2 separate regions of the Homo sapiens genome follow, and region 1 is linked to region 2. The links are chromatin loops, found by intact Hi-C in ENCODE. Cell type or tissue: heart right ventricle. All regions are shown on one strand. Each heading gives the region's core, and the rest is flanking DNA. Links, peaks and the distances in the headings are about the cores only. Region 1 overlaps CHST9 (carbohydrate sulfotransferase 9). Region 2 overlaps CHST9 (carbohydrate sulfotransferase 9).

Region 1 (8,399 bases), core at 202-8,201, 86 kb after region 2:
CCCAGCTACTTGGGAGGCTGAGGCAGGAAGATTGCTTGAGCCCAGGAATTTGAGTTTAGCCTGCTCAACATAGTGAGACCTCATCTCTAAATAAATAAATGTACATGTCATTAGCCAGAAATGTCAAATGACCACCTAAACTAAGGGAGATGGGGACCACGATGATTAGTTTACATGTTTTATGCATGTCATGTGAGAAGAGGGTTGGGTACCAGAGTAGAAAAAGAGGAGAATGGACTGTGGACAGGCACTCAGTTGTGTTTTTCACAGTAAATAAAGCTAGAAAGTTACTGCCCTTCCCTGACAATGCCAAATTCTTAGTCTTGTGCAAATCTTAGCTCTCAGTGACTGCATCTAGTTGGGACCCTCTTTTCAACATTCCCACTCTCCTTCCTGGAGCTCACCCGCACCCACTCCCTGGAGTACCCTACTTCCCGCCCTTCTGGTGAGCTGCACTGTGCCAGTGCCTGGCTTGCTTTTTCTGAAGTCAGCAATTCACACTGAACACTAATAAAAGATTTTTCCAGAAAATAGCTTGTTGCCTTAGGCATTCAGACAATATTTCTCTTCACTCCTGGAGTGTCTCTTCCTCCATGTCTCTATTATTAGGTACAGGCCCACTTCCAGCCCCCACTTGAAGGCCCTAGCAGTTGCACCAGTCCACAGCCTCTTCTCTAGGGCCCCTCCCTGAACCTTGACTGTGAATTTCTTGTTTACTTTTTACAATAGCGTTGCAGACATTAAGTACCTATCTTTCTGTCTCTCACATAATAGACACTCAACAAGATGTGCTCTGGTTGTTTTCTCCTAAGTGCCCAAGTGGTGGGGAGCCTCTTCTACACCTAAAATGAACTAGACAATTAACAATTTTCCTAGTAAACTCCATTCAACCAAGTTTATGGGGGATAGTCTTTACAAGCTTACAAAGTAGCCTGTAAAGGCCTGAAAGCAATTAATCAATATCCACTGATCTAAACATACTTTTCATGTTTTCTTCCTTCTATCCATGAAATATCGGCTTCCCTGAATGTCTGAGGCCCAAACCTTTGACGTGGGTCAATGTGAAGGAAAAGATGAGTGTGAAGAGGATATTTTCAAGATAAAAAAGGAAAAACTTGGGGCTAGCGGGATTAAAACCTGTACTGACATCTCAAAGAAGAAAATAAAGCTCACCTCTGGCCTCCACCAGTTTTCTCCACAAGCTAATGAGATGATGATTAAGAGTGTGGGGAAAAAGAGCAATGAAATGTCCTTGTTTCCCCCAGATGAAAATCTAGGCAGGATTGTGTGTTCATTAGCCACATAAATTGCTATTTAAAGTGAACAAACTCAGACTTCACAAGCATAGATTCTGTTTGGACTCATATCATTACCTTTCCTAATGAAATGCTTCCCGTTGTTGCCTTCATACAGAAAATTAACTCTAAATAATATTAAAACTCTTAATTCAATATAGATTCCACTAATTGATCCTTTAGAAGTAAATCTACCCAGGGAAAATAAGACTATTTTAAATTATTTACCATAAATTGTGTTGAATCTTTTGAGTGTTTCAGTTCAGAGGATTTCTACATAATTCTAACAATATATGGTAAAGTTTTCGAAGCCTAGATACATATTTTAATGTCATTGTTTCAAATGGGTACCCCAATTGATGGTTTACAAGTTCTGATGTGCTGGACCACTGGCAAGTCTCCACTTTACTTTTACTCCACTTTACAGGGTAAAATTGTAAAACTCTAATAAAACAAAATATGTAGTAATCTATAGAAATTGTGCTTTAACTGCACTCCTAATAACAGGCTTTATTCTTTTTTCATGAAAAGGAATAATTTTAGATGCTAAAATGCTGAATAATAGAACATATTTATAGGTATATTGAACAAACCCTCTTAGGAAAGAAGGAATCTAGGTGAGCCCTGCTTCAAAGGAAAAAAAATATCAATATATATTGATATGTATGTCAATAAATATTCTCATTATGAAAAAAAGAAAAGCGTTGTTTTGACTATTCCTGTGTAACCAAGTATGACAAAACCTAATGATATAAAAATGATATTTTGCTTGCAGTTTTGTGGCTTAGGGATTTGGGAAAAGTCTGGCAGGGCAGTTTGTCTCAAATCCACATGGCGTTTGCTGAGGTGACTAGAGCTGGAAAATCTCCTTCTAAAATGGTTTCTTGACCCACGTATCTGGTCCCTGGGTTGGGATGGCTGGAACACCTGGGAGCTGGTCACATACTGTTCAGGCAGCTCTCTTTCCATGTGGCCTCCATGTGTGGTTAGCTAGAGCTTCCTTACAGCATGGTGGTCTTAGGGTTGTCTGATTTCTTACATGGTGTCTGGAGCACGTTTTTAAAGATGGAAAGTAGAAGCTGCCTGATGCTCAAGGCCTAAGCTTAGGGATTGGAAAAACATCATTTCTGCTGTATCCGACTGGGTAAGCAAGTTACTAGGCCTGCAGAGATTCGAGGGGAAGGGAATTAAACTCTAACTCTTAATGTGTTATCATTTTTTTCTAGCACAGGAGTGAATAAACATTATGAAAAGATTTGTCATTTTACAAAATAATTCATTCCAGTTTTTCTCAATATAATAAACACACCAAAGACACTTAGAATATTATATTATTTAAAAGTGACTACTCACACCTAACTTACTAGAAACACGTTCAATGCTCAGAGGAAAGTACAAATGCTCACATCCCTCCTTTAGTCAGTAGCTGCAGCTTACGCAATTAAGACTAGCATTCCTATTTTGCAAAGCTATTTAAAACCTGGCAATAATTAGGTATTTACTATTGCCAGTCTGACTTCAACCTCTAAAGGTCTTCCAAAAATCTTCTCTGCCAAGAAATGACTGCCTCAGAATGAGATCCTGAATATCAAAAGGTTTACTCTAAGATTTAATTCAGCCAGACCAATGTTGGGAATCTGAAAGGGGCTGTTGTTTGTCACATTAATTACGTGCTTGTCGGGTAGATCTCAGTGGGAAGAAATTTTGTACTTGGGAATTTCCAAGACAACCTAAAACTGTTGTTTCTCATACTGATTTTACTATTTCTTTACAGAGAGGTCAGCCGCCTGCAAATCTTTGAGCATTCAGTCCTTCTCAAGCTTTCTCCACGCTATGCCGGATGGCAGACCCCAGGGCTGGGGAGTGCAGATGGAGAGTCAGCCCTGCCAAGGCAGATGGCCGACCTCAGAAGCCCAGATCTATCTGTATCGATATGTTTCTGAAGGGCCAGTTTTTGTATCTCAGTACACACTGTCTGGAGCTCACAGTACTCGCTGTGCTCATAATGGCTCTCTTTGCCTAAGCGTCCTAGCAACATATCAACTAAGCAAATAGAAACAGACAGGAGCAAGTGGAGTTTATCTAAACCTGCAGGAGGGCAGAGAGGATTCACAGCCATATAGAGGCTATCCTCAATGTCTGCGGAGGCTGGTGTTTAATCAGCAGCATGAATCCAGCCATAAATTATAAAATAAACTCCTCATTCTTTTATACCATTGACCACACAGAAGCTATGCAGTTTCTACAGTTTTATGTAGACTTCTACAGACCAGTTGGTTTTCAAATTGGCCCAGTTAAACTTCTCTGTTCCTCCTCTTACAATGTAGTACATAAAATCCTTTCACATCCCTGTTTGCATAATTTCTTTTGGAATTATTGAAAGATAGCATTTACCTATCTAAATGAATAGACCATTGAATCTTGCAAGAGCCAAGTTACTTGTTCAAGATTCTACTACCAATTGTGGAAGAGAACAAGTTCTGGCAGGGAGGTCTCTGATTTCTAGAGCAGCTCTCCCTTTCTCTTCAGACCACATTAGACTATTGGCAGTCCACAGTTGGTGGCCACTCCAAAATGTGAATAGGAATTTAAGCCATAAAGCCTGCATCCTAAAATCATATGATCTTAGCTCATAACTGGGGAGAATTTTGACATGTAAATTTGGTTTTCATCAAACTAATTTGTATTTGAAAAGAGTTAGGACATGAGGATGAGAGAAAGGGAATCCACTAAAATGGGAAGCCCCTTTTTCCTTGGAAACAAAAAGAAGGGAAGAGAGGGAGGTGATGTAAACATATCAGAAAACTCCCAAAGTCTCAACTTTATAATATTCATAATGGAAGTCATCGACCTTAAGGATATAAAGAATTATTATATGCTATTAAGGACAACCTGATACAGAATACTTATAAAGAGGAGCACCTAGCAATGTACTATTTGCTATGTCCCAGGCACCAAGGTGAGAGCATTATAAATATTGTTGTGTTATGCACTCAAAACATGTAGAGATTATTATTAAACACATCATTTTATTTAATCTTCACAGTGACCCTGTGAAGTAGGTACTTGTATTACTCCCATTTCCAGAAAAAAACAATTCACCTTAGATTAAAATGAGGTGCCCACAGCCCACAGTGATCAAGTGGTAGAGCTACAACTCAAAGTTTTCACCACTCTACAAAATTGTCCTTAATCACCACAGCTAAAAAGCACAGAAAAGGTAAAAATCTCTGGATTCATATTCCAGTTCTGACATTCACTAACTGGAACCTTGTGCATGTGAAAAAAGATTCTGAGCCTGCCTTCACCATCAGAAAATGAAAGTCATTTACTGGGAAAATTAAATGAAATATTTAAGTGTCAATAGAATGCCCAACTCATAGTAGGTACTAAATAAATACTTACCTGATAAAAAGAAAATTGCAAGATCTTTCAAGTATCTTACTCCTGAAACATTGTGGTTAGATAATTATAAGTTAAAAAAATTGTTTCATTCAAACAAATAATTTGATAAACAATAATTGACTAATAAAAAGCTAGTCTGCAGAAAATTTTTTTAAATAATTTATTCCTGCAACTTTTAAAACCTAGAGACTGATTATATATGGCTTATGGATATGCCAAACGTATCTTGTGTATACACACACACACACACACACACACACGAAAGAGAGAAGAGGTGAGAAGAAAAAGCACATGTAATGAGAAGGTACTCAAGACCTCATTCCCAGATTACATGGCTCACAAGCATCCCTGGGTAGGATGAGAAGTTAGTCCATCGAACTCCAAATCCGTGTTCCTTTTGTTATATCATGCTATTTCCTGTAGGAAGAAATTGACTAAGAAAATCTTGCATTGAGGTGGATTTTATGTATCCATATTCTCTCATGACAACCAATAAGCAGGAATTTTTGGTGTACTAGCACCCAAGACAGCACTAATTTTGAAATTATTTTAATATATTGATAAAGGCATTTTTTTACTATTATTGTCCAATTCCACATCCCACTTTTCTAAAAAATCTTGCATTAAAATAGCTAAACATGGCAATAGTGGTGACCTGGGTTTTAGGTCTGGCCCTGCAAATCAACTAGCACTATAACCTAGTTACCCTGTCTGTAAAGGAAGCATTTGAAGCATTTCAAGCTCCTTCCTCTCTTAAATCCCTATGAAATGAACAGAACCAAAACCCTACCACCTTCCACTTTTTCTAGTTAACTCGGAAGTATAGAAGCACTACAGATTCTCATTATCCAAAAATATTGCGAGTTTTTTTTCCTTTAAAATCTAGGTGAAACAAAAACGATATTAAAAAATTCATGGCAGTTAGCATTATATTATCTGGTGGTTATGCTCTTCCTCCCTTTTTTAATAAGTAGCATGTGCACAGTAATTTTCATTGTCATGATTCTATGCCTTCTTCATAGTGCATTTTGCCAAAGAAACATCAGACATAAATGAACATTCTCAGGTATCCTAGCAACAGGATGTGATTAATAATACCTCTCAGAGCAAGGCAGATAAAATGCCTGAAAGTGAACGCAAACTCAGAATTGGCTACTGAGAAATTGGTAGTGCGGTGAGGCAAGTTTCATAAGATACCACAACAGACTTTATTATAAAAAGATGGAAGCAAGTAGAAGAGAGAACATATTTTAGAGAGGAGACTATAGTTGAGCATGAAAATATAGTATATATGTGTGTGTGTACATATATATATACCTACATATATATAGTGTACATATAAATGTGTATAAACATACATGTGTGTGCATGTGCACGCACACACACACACATATACAATTTCCTTCTCCTGAGAAGTGACATGAGATACTGAGTTATGATACAGATGCCCATACTCATTATTGGTGAGACAGCATCAAATTGCCATTTATGTGCCTGTGGTTTTAAAAGATCAGAAACAATCACTGTGATTAAGAGACTACTTCCATACTGAAGTACTGAAATGTACTGTAAATTGACATATATGTAATATTTCTCCATGAAACAATATCCACAACCTCAAGTCTAAAATAGCTTTTAAAAATATTGAGACTCAGTTTACATAGATAAATAGTCATGAGATGCGGAACTTTAGTGTTCAATTAAATAAATTTTCTCATATAAGGAAAAAGTTTTATCTTACAAATTCAATTTTTATGAGGTTATGGTCCATTTTTATTCATCGCAAGTGGAGTGCTGCATCCAGGTTTAAGCAGAAATAAGATGCAAACCATATTTTAATGTTTTGTTTTTAAACTAGAATCTGTGATAAAATAAAGCACAACTAGGACAGAATGTGTGTTCATTATTCTGAAAGCCTTTCTATTATTTTATCACCCACTTTTCTAATATAATAGTTTTCTTGGTTGTCAGTTGTAATATACATACCTGCTAAAAGCTCTATTCTTGGTTGTACTTTCACTGCATTTTAGCAGTACTAAAATTGACTTCATGTTCTCCAGCATTTCAGAGTGAGTTGGAGCATTTGTGTTTAAGGCACGGTGCTAGACATCAGGAGAGAGAACGATATGGGACTCTCGACTTGTCCTGAAGGAAGCCACCATCCAGTCAGGAAAACAAACACACAACTAATTGTGAACCAAAATAAGAATTAGTGCTATGGCAAAGGAGTAAATGAAAGGTTACAGAAGCACAGAAGAAGGGTGCTTCACTCTGCAGGGCATGGAGAGTTTGGGGAGCTGGCACAAAAGAAAAGACTTCACAGAGGACTGGCAGCTGAGCTGAGCTCTAAAAGCTGAATAGGGTTTTGATAGGCAGGAGCCGTGTGACAGGACATTCTAGGAAGCAGAAACAGCATGAATGGGGAACTGGGGTGAAGGTGTAATTCCTGGTGTAATGGCTAACTCCTCTCTGTGATGCTTGAGGAGTGACAGCAGAAGGAAAGTTATGGCCAAATTGTCCAAGGTCATAAATTTTATATTAAGAAATGTAGAGTTTGCTGTTTAGGAGTGATTGGATTACAATGACAGAAAAAACCAACAAACAAGTTAGGAGCCCATAGAAAATAGATAACCCCAGGAACAGATATAAAGTTCATGAACTAGGGTGATGGCAGTGAGAAAGGAGAAGATATGTCTCAAAGTCCTGATGGAGGGGAATGTATTGGACTGAGGGACAGATTAGATGGGAAGAAGGAGCAAAAGAAAGAAGACGGTGGTTCCTAGGTTTTATATTTGGGTGCCTGAGCAGACACCAAGGATGAGCAGTTTTGTAGGGGACTATAATTATTGCTTTTTTTTTTTTAATGAAATCTTCTCCTTCTCCTTCTCCTTCTCCTTCTCCTTCTCCTTCTCCTTCTCCTTCTCCTTCTCCTTCTCCTTCTTCTTCTTCTTCTTCTTCTTCTTCTTCTTCTTCTTCTTCCTCTTCCTCCTCTTCTTGTTCTTTCTTCTTCTTCTTCTTCTTCTTCTTCTTCTTCTTCTTCTTCTTCTTCTTCTTCTTCTTCTTCTTCCTCTTCTTCCTCCTCCTCTTCTTCTTCTTCTTTTCTTCTTCTTCTTTACTTTAAGTTCTGGGATACATGTGCTGAACATGCAGGTTTGTTACATAGGAATACCTGTGCCATGATGGTTTGCTGCACCTATCAACCTGTCATCTAGGTTTTAAGCCCTGCATGCACTAGGTATTTGTCATAATGCTCTCCCTTCCCTTTCCCCTCACCCCCAACAGGGTCCAGTGTGTGATGTTCCCCTCCCTGTGTCCTTGTGTTCTCATTGTTCAACTCCCACTGGTGAGTAAGAATATGAGGTGTATGGTTTTCTGTTCCTGTGTTAGTTCGCTGAGGACGATGGTTTCTAGCTTCATCCATGTCCCTGCAAAGGACATGAACTCATTCTTTTTTATGGCTGCATAGTATTCCATGGTGTATATGTGCCACATTAAGCTCATCATCACTGGTCATTAGAGAAACTGGGACTATAATTATTTAAGTTAAAAACATGTGTTGAAGTGCAGTGGAGGACACAAGTAGAGATTTCCAAGAGGCTTTAAAACCTAAGTAGATTTTGGAGCTAGAGATGTAGTGTCACAGTTGTCTCTTTGGGGGAAAGTGAACATTGAGAGAATGAGAGATAAGATCACCTATTC
Region 2 (8,399 bases), core at 280-8,279:
TTTCTTTTCTGCTAAACTGCCTGCATCATTTGGTCCAAACCGACATTCCCCAAAACCCCACCACTCCTTCCTTAAAATCATAAATGTCTGCTGGGTGCGGTGGCTCACACCTGTAATCCCAGCACTTTGGGAGGCCGAGGCAGGCGGATCACCTGAGGTCGGGAGTTGGAGACTAGCCTGACAAACACGGAGAAACCCCGTATCTACTAAAAATACAAAAAAATCAGCCGGGTGTGGTGGTGCATGCCTGTAATCACAGCTAATGGGGAGCCTGAGGCAGGAGAATCCCTTGAACCCAGGAGGTGAAGGTTGTGGTGAGCTGAGATCGTACCATTGCACTCCAGCCTGGGCAACAAGAGTGAAACTCCATCTCAAAAAAATAAAAATAAAAAAATAAATGTCTGCTAAACTGGGAAACTCATAATTTAATTTATGTGAATTGTCTTCAGCAAGTAATTTATTGCTATACTTAAGTCCCAAAATACTTCCGTTTGTAGCCACAATTATTTAAAAAAATAATTTTTAAACTTTTGGAAAAGAGATGACAGAATGAAATAATTATATTTCTTTTCATAATTGTTAGAGATAAATAAAAAGATATGCAAATGAAAATATTTTTAACAAAGAAACATCGACCCTATCTTTTAGTATTTCTCCATGTTTCTTCATTTGGAGGTTAGGACTAAGGATTTACAAATACAACTATAAAAAGTATCAATTACCTGTATTTTGTTATTGGAGCTCCAAATTCAGTTCAATGCAACAAGTTTTTAAGTACCTTTTAGGCTCAAGATATTCTGTTTATGGGAAGGGAGAAGAAGGAGTTGTACAAAATACAGGAAGCCTTTGGCTGTAGAAATGTATAATGCTCGTACATAAAGCAGCATTATTCCAAGTAATTTAAATCTCCAGTAGTCTGCACTTTTTCCGCAGGCTTGGAGATAGATATATGATCTCCAAATAGGTGTGTTTTCCCATCACAGCTGACCTTCAGGTTTGCTTAAAGCAATCCTGCTGCTCCTACCACCTCACCTTTGTTTAATGAGAGCCATTTCCTAACGCCAACGTTGGGTTAATGGACTGAGATGGGAGAAAATCAAACATATCTCTCCATTTTACACCAGATTGCCTTTCTGCCTTGTGGCTTTAATCACTCAATCCTACTCACATCTGCCATAATAACAATTATGGGTTTTCTACTGCTTTCTCACCCAGGAGGATATGTCAGAGGATAGTAACATCTCCTGAAGAAAGGAAGGGCAAATTCTTAATCTTTTTCCAGCATCGTAGGTAATAATTTTCCTCTGCAAACCCCCGAGGAGTACTCCTTTTGGCTCTTACTCCCACCGTTCCCACAGGTTCGTGGCTCTGCTTGGATTTATGAGTTTTCTTCTAGCCTTTTCTCTTCTGAGATAAGTTTTAATTATGTAGACAGATTGTAAAAGTCTCTTTCTTCTTGTAAACAACTATTTCTTTGTTAGTACTAGATTTTGTTTAACTGGTTTCCTCCTTTCTGAATCTTCTTATGTACCCAGGAATTATGTCTGTTCATTGTTTAATGGCAGCATCAAGAGAAGAGAAAGCTGGCTTCATTTCATAGCTTCCCTTGAGGGATTCAATTTGGAACACCTCAAATTGCAAGTCTCCCTCGGGAACTGTTCTTTGTTACATATGTTTGGAAGCCCATAATATTTTAGTTTAGATTCAATATAAGAGCAAAGTATCACCCATCAAATAAGCAGTATGATAATACTCTCGGCTCTTCTACTTATTTAAAAACTTTCTTTACTACCTGAATCAAGGAAATGTCTGAAATCCTCAAAAGCACTAGTGAAATGTTAAACAGTTGCCCCTTCCTCAGAGAACTCAGAGAACTGGATTTGAGAAAGCATCTTAGGTAGCGCTGACAAACAGCTCTTACCCTGGCCCCTTCCAGGTCAGAGTTAAAATATAAAGAAGAATAACTATTCAGGCCAGGGGCAGTGGCTCACGCCTGTAATCCCAGCACTTTGGGAGGCTGAGGCGGGAGGATCGCCTGAGGTCAGGAGTTCAAGACCAGCCTGGCCAACATGGTGAAACTCCATCTCTACTAAAATACAAAAATTAGTCGGGTGTGGCTCAGCTAATTCTAGCTACTTGGGAGGCTGAGGCAGGAAAATCGCTTGAACCTAGGAGGTGGAGGTTGCGGCGAGCCAAGATTGCGGCACTGCACTCCAGCCTGGGCGACAGAGTGAAACTCCACCACAAAAAAATAATAAACAAAACAAACAAACAAACAAACGGAAAAGAAGTATTCATGACATGATATTTTTCTCATTTTGCATAAGAACTTTTAACTATTTGGTGGGTTTTTTTTTCTAATCAAGAAATCATTCTAATTACTTAATACATTCACTTCTAATTCTGAATTCTTACATTATCTTTGAAGCTCATTTGTTTGAGAACTGGTTTTTTATTTTGTATTTTTTTTTGAGACACGATCTTGCTGTGTTGCCCAGGGTGGAGTACATTGGCACAGTCACAGCTCACTGCAGCCACAACCTTTCAGGCTCAAGGGAAATGCCAGCCAGCCTTAAGGACTGTAGAAACGCAGGGTTGACAGGAGGGCTCCCATTGAGTCATCTCTTGTTCTGATTTCTGAGGTCATTTTTTGAGCTCCTTTAAGAGATGAGGAATTCTATCACCACAAAGTTAAATGTGGTATCATGGATATCAGCTACAGTTTTTTTGTTTTTGTTTTTTATTTATTTATTTATCTATTTATTTGAGACAGAGTCTCGCTCTGTTGCCTAGGCTGAAGCGCAGTGGCCTGATCATGGCTCACTGCAGCCTCCACCATTCTGGGCTCAAGTGATCCTCCTACCTCAGGCTTTCCAGTATCTGGGACTAGAGGCCCATGGCACCACGCTGGGCTAATTTTAAAATCTATTTTATTTTTTGTAGAGACAGGGTTTCACCATGCTGCTCAGGTTGGTCTTGAACTCTTGAGGTCAAGCAGTCCTCCAGCCTCAGCCTTCCAAAGTGTTAGGATTACAGGCATGAGCCACCTCGCCAGCCCTGAAAATTGGTTTTGCCAAGAATACCTAAATATTATCCTTTAACCAGACAAGCAATTTCCCACAGCAGTTTTTAACTTTTAACTGGCACCCCATAAAACACCTCTTAGGCAAAATCAATATTTTCCATCAAAGACTCTCCTCAAATATTTTGAGGCAATGGAATAGAAGAGATAACTTTTTGATGCAGCAATGTGCATGATATCTTCACATTTAAGAAACATTTATTCGGCTCACCCAGAGGGGTTGTGTTCTGTGGCCAAGGAACTGAGCCAGGGTTTCTGGCCAGCGTTAGATACAAAGCCGTGACCTTGGCCCCATTAGCCGGGCTGCTAACTAGGTGAGCTCACCACACGGCTTACTGCATACTTGTGTGGCAGTTCATTGGGAACAGGGATTCTTTTTGTTTGTTTGTTTTTTCTATTTTTATTTTTATTTTATTTTACTTTAAGTTCTGGGATACACGTGCAGAACGTGCAGGTTTGTTACATAGGTATACATGTGCCATGGTGGTTTGCTGCACCTATCAACCCGTCATCTAGGATTTAAGCTCCGCATACATTAGGTATTTGTCCTAATGCTCTCCCTCCCCTTGCCCCCCATCCCCCAAGAGGCCCTGGTGTGTGATGTTCCCCTCCCTGCATCCACGTGTTCTCACTGGGGAACAGGGATTCTTAATGTGGGTTTCAGTGAAGGTACATGAACACTTTGGCATTTTATGTAAGATTTTGTAAATCTTTTCTAAAGAGAGGGCTCACATTTTCATCAGATTCTCAAAAAAGGATGCAATTTTTTTAAAAAAAATAAAAGGTTAAGGTTATATTAAACGAGATTGTTCTAAAAGAAAATCTGTTCAGTATTTTTAAAAAAATAAAATAGCTCTTTATTACTGAGGTAGATTTCTGTAATCTGAGGTAGATTTCAGTAATTTCATGTTATTGTGGGAGGGGTCCTTGAACCCTGACCTTTTATTATTTATCTTTTTATGCCTCTGAAGGATTTTAAATGTGCTCTTTAAATTGGAGAAATCTGTTACTTTATATGAGAGAAAAATGATATTACACCTTCAATTTTTGAACTTTATATATTCTTAAGACAGGAGGTGATTTTTCCTTACATTCTACAAGCATGTTTTTCAAAACCCGTCCTTTAACAACCCATTCTGTTATTCTTCCTACTTGCAATTATTTTAAGGTATCCCAAACCTTACTTTACACTTTACAATACAGGAGGACTTAAGTCTGGCCAGACTTTGCCTAACTAAATGTTAGGATGTTACTTATTAACTGTAGGATAATACATTCCTTAGATAAGATAAAAGTATGCAATAGAAAATTGCCATTCTAGGAACACCTACTACAGTCTTTTCTGTCTTCAGAGCATTAGTGTGCACATTAAGTCTTCAGCCTTGTTGAGATAGTGAATATTTATGCCGTATTTGAGAATTAATATTAGCAGAAATGTACAATGTAGATTTCTTTTTAAAATTCTAGGTTACTTTATGGAATTGGGCTCTTAGAGAACAAGAAAAGACTGAAGTTTTACGGGAAAACAAATCATGTGGTCTTCAGATTCTGAAATAAGGAGAAATGCAGCCATCTGAAATGGTCATGAACCCCAAACAAGTCTTCCTCTCTGTGCTGATATTTGGAGTAGCTGGGCTACTCCTCTTCATGTATTTGCAAGTCTGGATTGAAGAACAACATACAGGTAACACATGTGCTTTTTCTTCTATTTTAATTGTAACAATAATAGCTATTTTTAAATTAAATTAGTTGTGATGCTTATTAATATATTGAGAATCACAATATTTTCAACAACAAAAAATGAGTCATAAGATAAAATTCCCAGCTCCTAAAAGGAAGGAAAATTATACAACTCTGGTAGGCATTTGTTTGGTGGCTTAACAATGGAAATTTTTGTTATCTCAGTGGGGGAATAGCAGTGCTCCCACAGTCCAGCAAGAACTGCTTGTAGAGAATTTGTCTCCAAAAGTATAGCATTTATCCTACTTCTTATCTGTCCATGGAGCATCAGGCATAAGCCTAAAAGGCCCTGAATGTACAGCAGCCTCTCCTTTAATTCTGTCTTAATTTATATTGATACTCAAAATTGGTATAAATATCATTTAATACCTTTATTATAAAGGAGGGGTTGGCAAATCTTTTCTATAAAGGACTAGATCATAAATGTTTTACTCTTTGCAGGCCATACCATCTCTACCACAACTACTCAATTCTGCTAATATATCAAGAAGCAGCCATAGATTACATGTAAACAAATGGAACAGGCTGTGTTCCAATAAAACTTTATTTACAAAAACAGCTGGTGGGCCAGATTTGGTCCACAGGCAATAGTTTACTGATCCCTGCTGTGCTCATCTTGTACTTTTGTCTTTCAATTTGCAATTGCTGCCCATTGGAGGCACTCACTTACTGTTAAAAATGATTATATTTATAATGATATAGTATTATTAAAGTAAAAAACTTAGAATATCATAGAAATGTATACATACAGATCTTGTGAAGTTCTGATGGTTTCCATTGGTAGAAATAGACTATGGCTTATGACTGTTAAGGATAATAAAGTAAAAGCAGAAGAATGATTTTTTGATTGTCTCCAGTTGTGGCCCATTTTCTTTTTTTTTTTTTTTTTTAAGTTATTCTAGATATAAAACCCTTAAGAATCTTCTCCAAAAGACAATTTAATACTGAGTTACAACTATGATTATTTTTAAAATTGTTTCCATTTTTAAATTCCTTTCTTTGGTTTATCCTCCTACTTTTTTTTTTTTTTTTTTTTTTTTTGAGTCGGGATTTTACTCCTGTCGCCCAGGCTGGAGAGCGATAGCATGATCTTGGCTCACTGCAACCTCTGCCTCCCAGGTTCAAGTGATTCTTCTGCCTCAGCCTCCCAAGTAGCTGGGTCTACAGGCACAAACCACTGCACCCGGCTAATTTTTGTATTTTTTGTAGAGACGGGGTTTCACCATGTTGACCAGGCTGGTCTATTTTGTTGTTGTTTGTTTGTTTTTGAGACAGAGTCTTGCTCAGTCGCCTAGGCTGGAGTGCAGTGGCGCGATCTCAGCTCACTGCAAGCTCCGCCTGCTGGGTTCACGCCATTCTCCTGCCTCAGCCTCCCAAGTAGCTGGGACTACAGGCGCCCGCCACCACGCCCGGCTAATTTCTTTTTTTTTGAATTTTTAGTAGAGACGGGGTTTCACCATATTAGCCAGGATGGTCTCGATCTCCTGACCTCGTGATCCACTCGCCTAGGCCTCCCAAAGTGCTAGGATTACAGGCGTGAGCCACCGTGCCCCGCCCAGGCTCGTCTTGAACTCCTGAGCTCAAGTGATCCACCTGCCTTGGCCTCCCAAAATTCTGGGATTGGGATTATAGGCGTAAGCCACTGCCCCTGGACAACACTTTTGATGTATTTAATTTATATAGTAACTTTGTGAAAAGAGGTTGCATATAATGATTTTCTAAAGAATATGTAACATATTGTCAAAATATATTCTTAATTCCCTTTACAGTTTACATAAACTATTATGCTAACTTTTCTATACTACTGAAATAATTTATCATAATAACATCATATTTAATGAAACCACCTGTAGTAAAATATATAGGCTAATTCCTCCTGAAATATAACCCTTAGCATAGATCCTGTAACATAGTAAGCCTTCAGTAAGTTTTTGTTGAATGAATGAATGAATGAATGAATGGATTGAAAATTCACTGAAGACTATAGACTGAAATACAGCAAAGGAAGAAGAAAGAAAAAGATCTCATTATTTTGAGTTTTGCTCATATCATGGTCTCATAACAAATTTCACAAAAAGACTATCACAGCAAGATTTTAATACTTAAGGGAAAATATATTCATATGTATAGACTACTTTTTTGCAGAAATGTGTTTAGTCTGTCACTAAGAAATTATATATCTAAGGAAACAGGTTAATAATACCATACATATAAAATGTAGTTTACCAAATGTGTCCATAAGCATTAATAGCTACCATTTATGGAGAGCTTAATAAGTGCCAAATGTTTACATAAATTTTCTGTAATCCTCATATCTTACTAGGTGAGTATTATTCTAAATTTACAGATGAGGAAAATGAGACTCCAGAGGGATAAGGGGCGTATCCAAGGCTTTGCATGGCCTTGTTGCAGAGGGGAAAGCCTGGATTTGAACCCAGGTTGTACTGCTACGAGGTCCACGCCTCTGCTCAATGTATCACTTCCATGAAGGAAAAAGGTGAATATTATTATTTCTCTATAGCACAGATGAAGCAAGGGAGACTCAGAAAGTTTAAATGACTTAACCTGTAGCTATAAAGCTACAGGTTTTTGAAGTGTAACCCATACCTAGGTTTTCCTAATTGTCGGAATCCCTGAAAGAGTCTCCTAACCAAAACACTGGATTATGTAGGCATATAATTATAAATGCAGTAGTATCAGTACAGATGTTTTAAAATCACTGAAATTGGTAAATTAAATGACATACAGATGTGTAACTTCTTCTACAAGATTAAATCTTAACTTGAGTTCATAATTTTCCCAAGTGTTGGAAAATTATTTTCCTTGGTTAAGACTGGTAAAACACTTACCATTTATTCTCTTAAATTTTATTTGTAATTTTGATAGAAGTGCTTTCCCTGATTCTTGATATATTTTAAATGAATTATGTAATATTTCATAAACTACTCATGACAAAAAGCATAAATGTAAAAGTCAAGAGTCCTGTAGATAACTATTTCTCTGACGAAAAACTGTAATATTCTTTAAGAAGACTTCCATCTGAAGTTCTGCCTTATACTAGGTTAGTGCTGTGAGTTGAAATTCTGCAGTTTTCTAGGTAGGCAGACATTTATTTTTTATATATATATATATGTGTGTGTGTGTGTGTGTTTCAAATAACATCAGGAGCATTAGGCATTTTTAAAGGCAATCTCTTTTTAAATAAATAAATATATGAATATGTGCTTTGATGTTAAGTTTAAAAAAATGGAAAATCTGTCTTTTGGACACTTTAGAACTGTCACTCAAAGAAACTTTGAAAGATGAGCTGGTTTGGTTCCTGAGACTTTCTATAAGTAATGCTGGTTTTAAAATCTAAATGGCTTTGATCACACATATATTTCAGTTATATATGAGAATTCTTAGGTTTTCTTCGTGTCTTTTATTTGAGGCTTTTCAAATCTAAGATATGGACTATTTTCTAAGCCTCCCTGGTTTTCTTGGGTTTTTCGTATTAAAATAAAATACTTTAGAATCCAAAAAATCTGAAATATGCTCTGATATACTGGTAAAGGATTATGAAAACAGATTTTTTTGG

What was found. Peaks named below come from ENCODE experiments on the same cell type or tissue, not always from the same donor. Only the 100,000 strongest peaks of a DNase experiment are listed, where the experiment ranks them.
Region 1: it touches region 2 in a loop (4-fold over the local background); 13 of 110 quality-filtered maps call a loop at or near these places.

Annotation. Positions count from the first base shown.
Region 1 is chr18:27,052,499-27,060,897 of GRCh38, reverse strand. The region is part of intron 2 of CHST9 (carbohydrate sulfotransferase 9); the gene reads left to right. LOC105372036 (a long non-coding RNA gene) reads right to left here and starts at 86. Exons shown (of 2, transcript XR_001753383.3): 1 at 1-86. In heart right ventricle, for the core only: no CTCF peak of the experiment used is centred there; a DNase peak (open chromatin) is centred at 3,207; H3K4me3 peaks cover 619 bases; H3K27ac peaks cover 3,745 bases.
Region 2 is chr18:27,139,056-27,147,454 of GRCh38, reverse strand. It overlaps CHST9 (carbohydrate sulfotransferase 9), which reads left to right. Exons shown (of 6, transcript NM_031422.6): 2 at 4,550-4,766. The coding sequence starts at 4,646. Among named protein-coding and RNA genes, the nearest start is that of CHST9, 42 kb to the left of the region's middle. In heart right ventricle, for the core only: no CTCF peak of the experiment used is centred there; DNase peaks (open chromatin) are centred at 3,371 and 3,692; H3K27ac peaks cover 2,191 bases.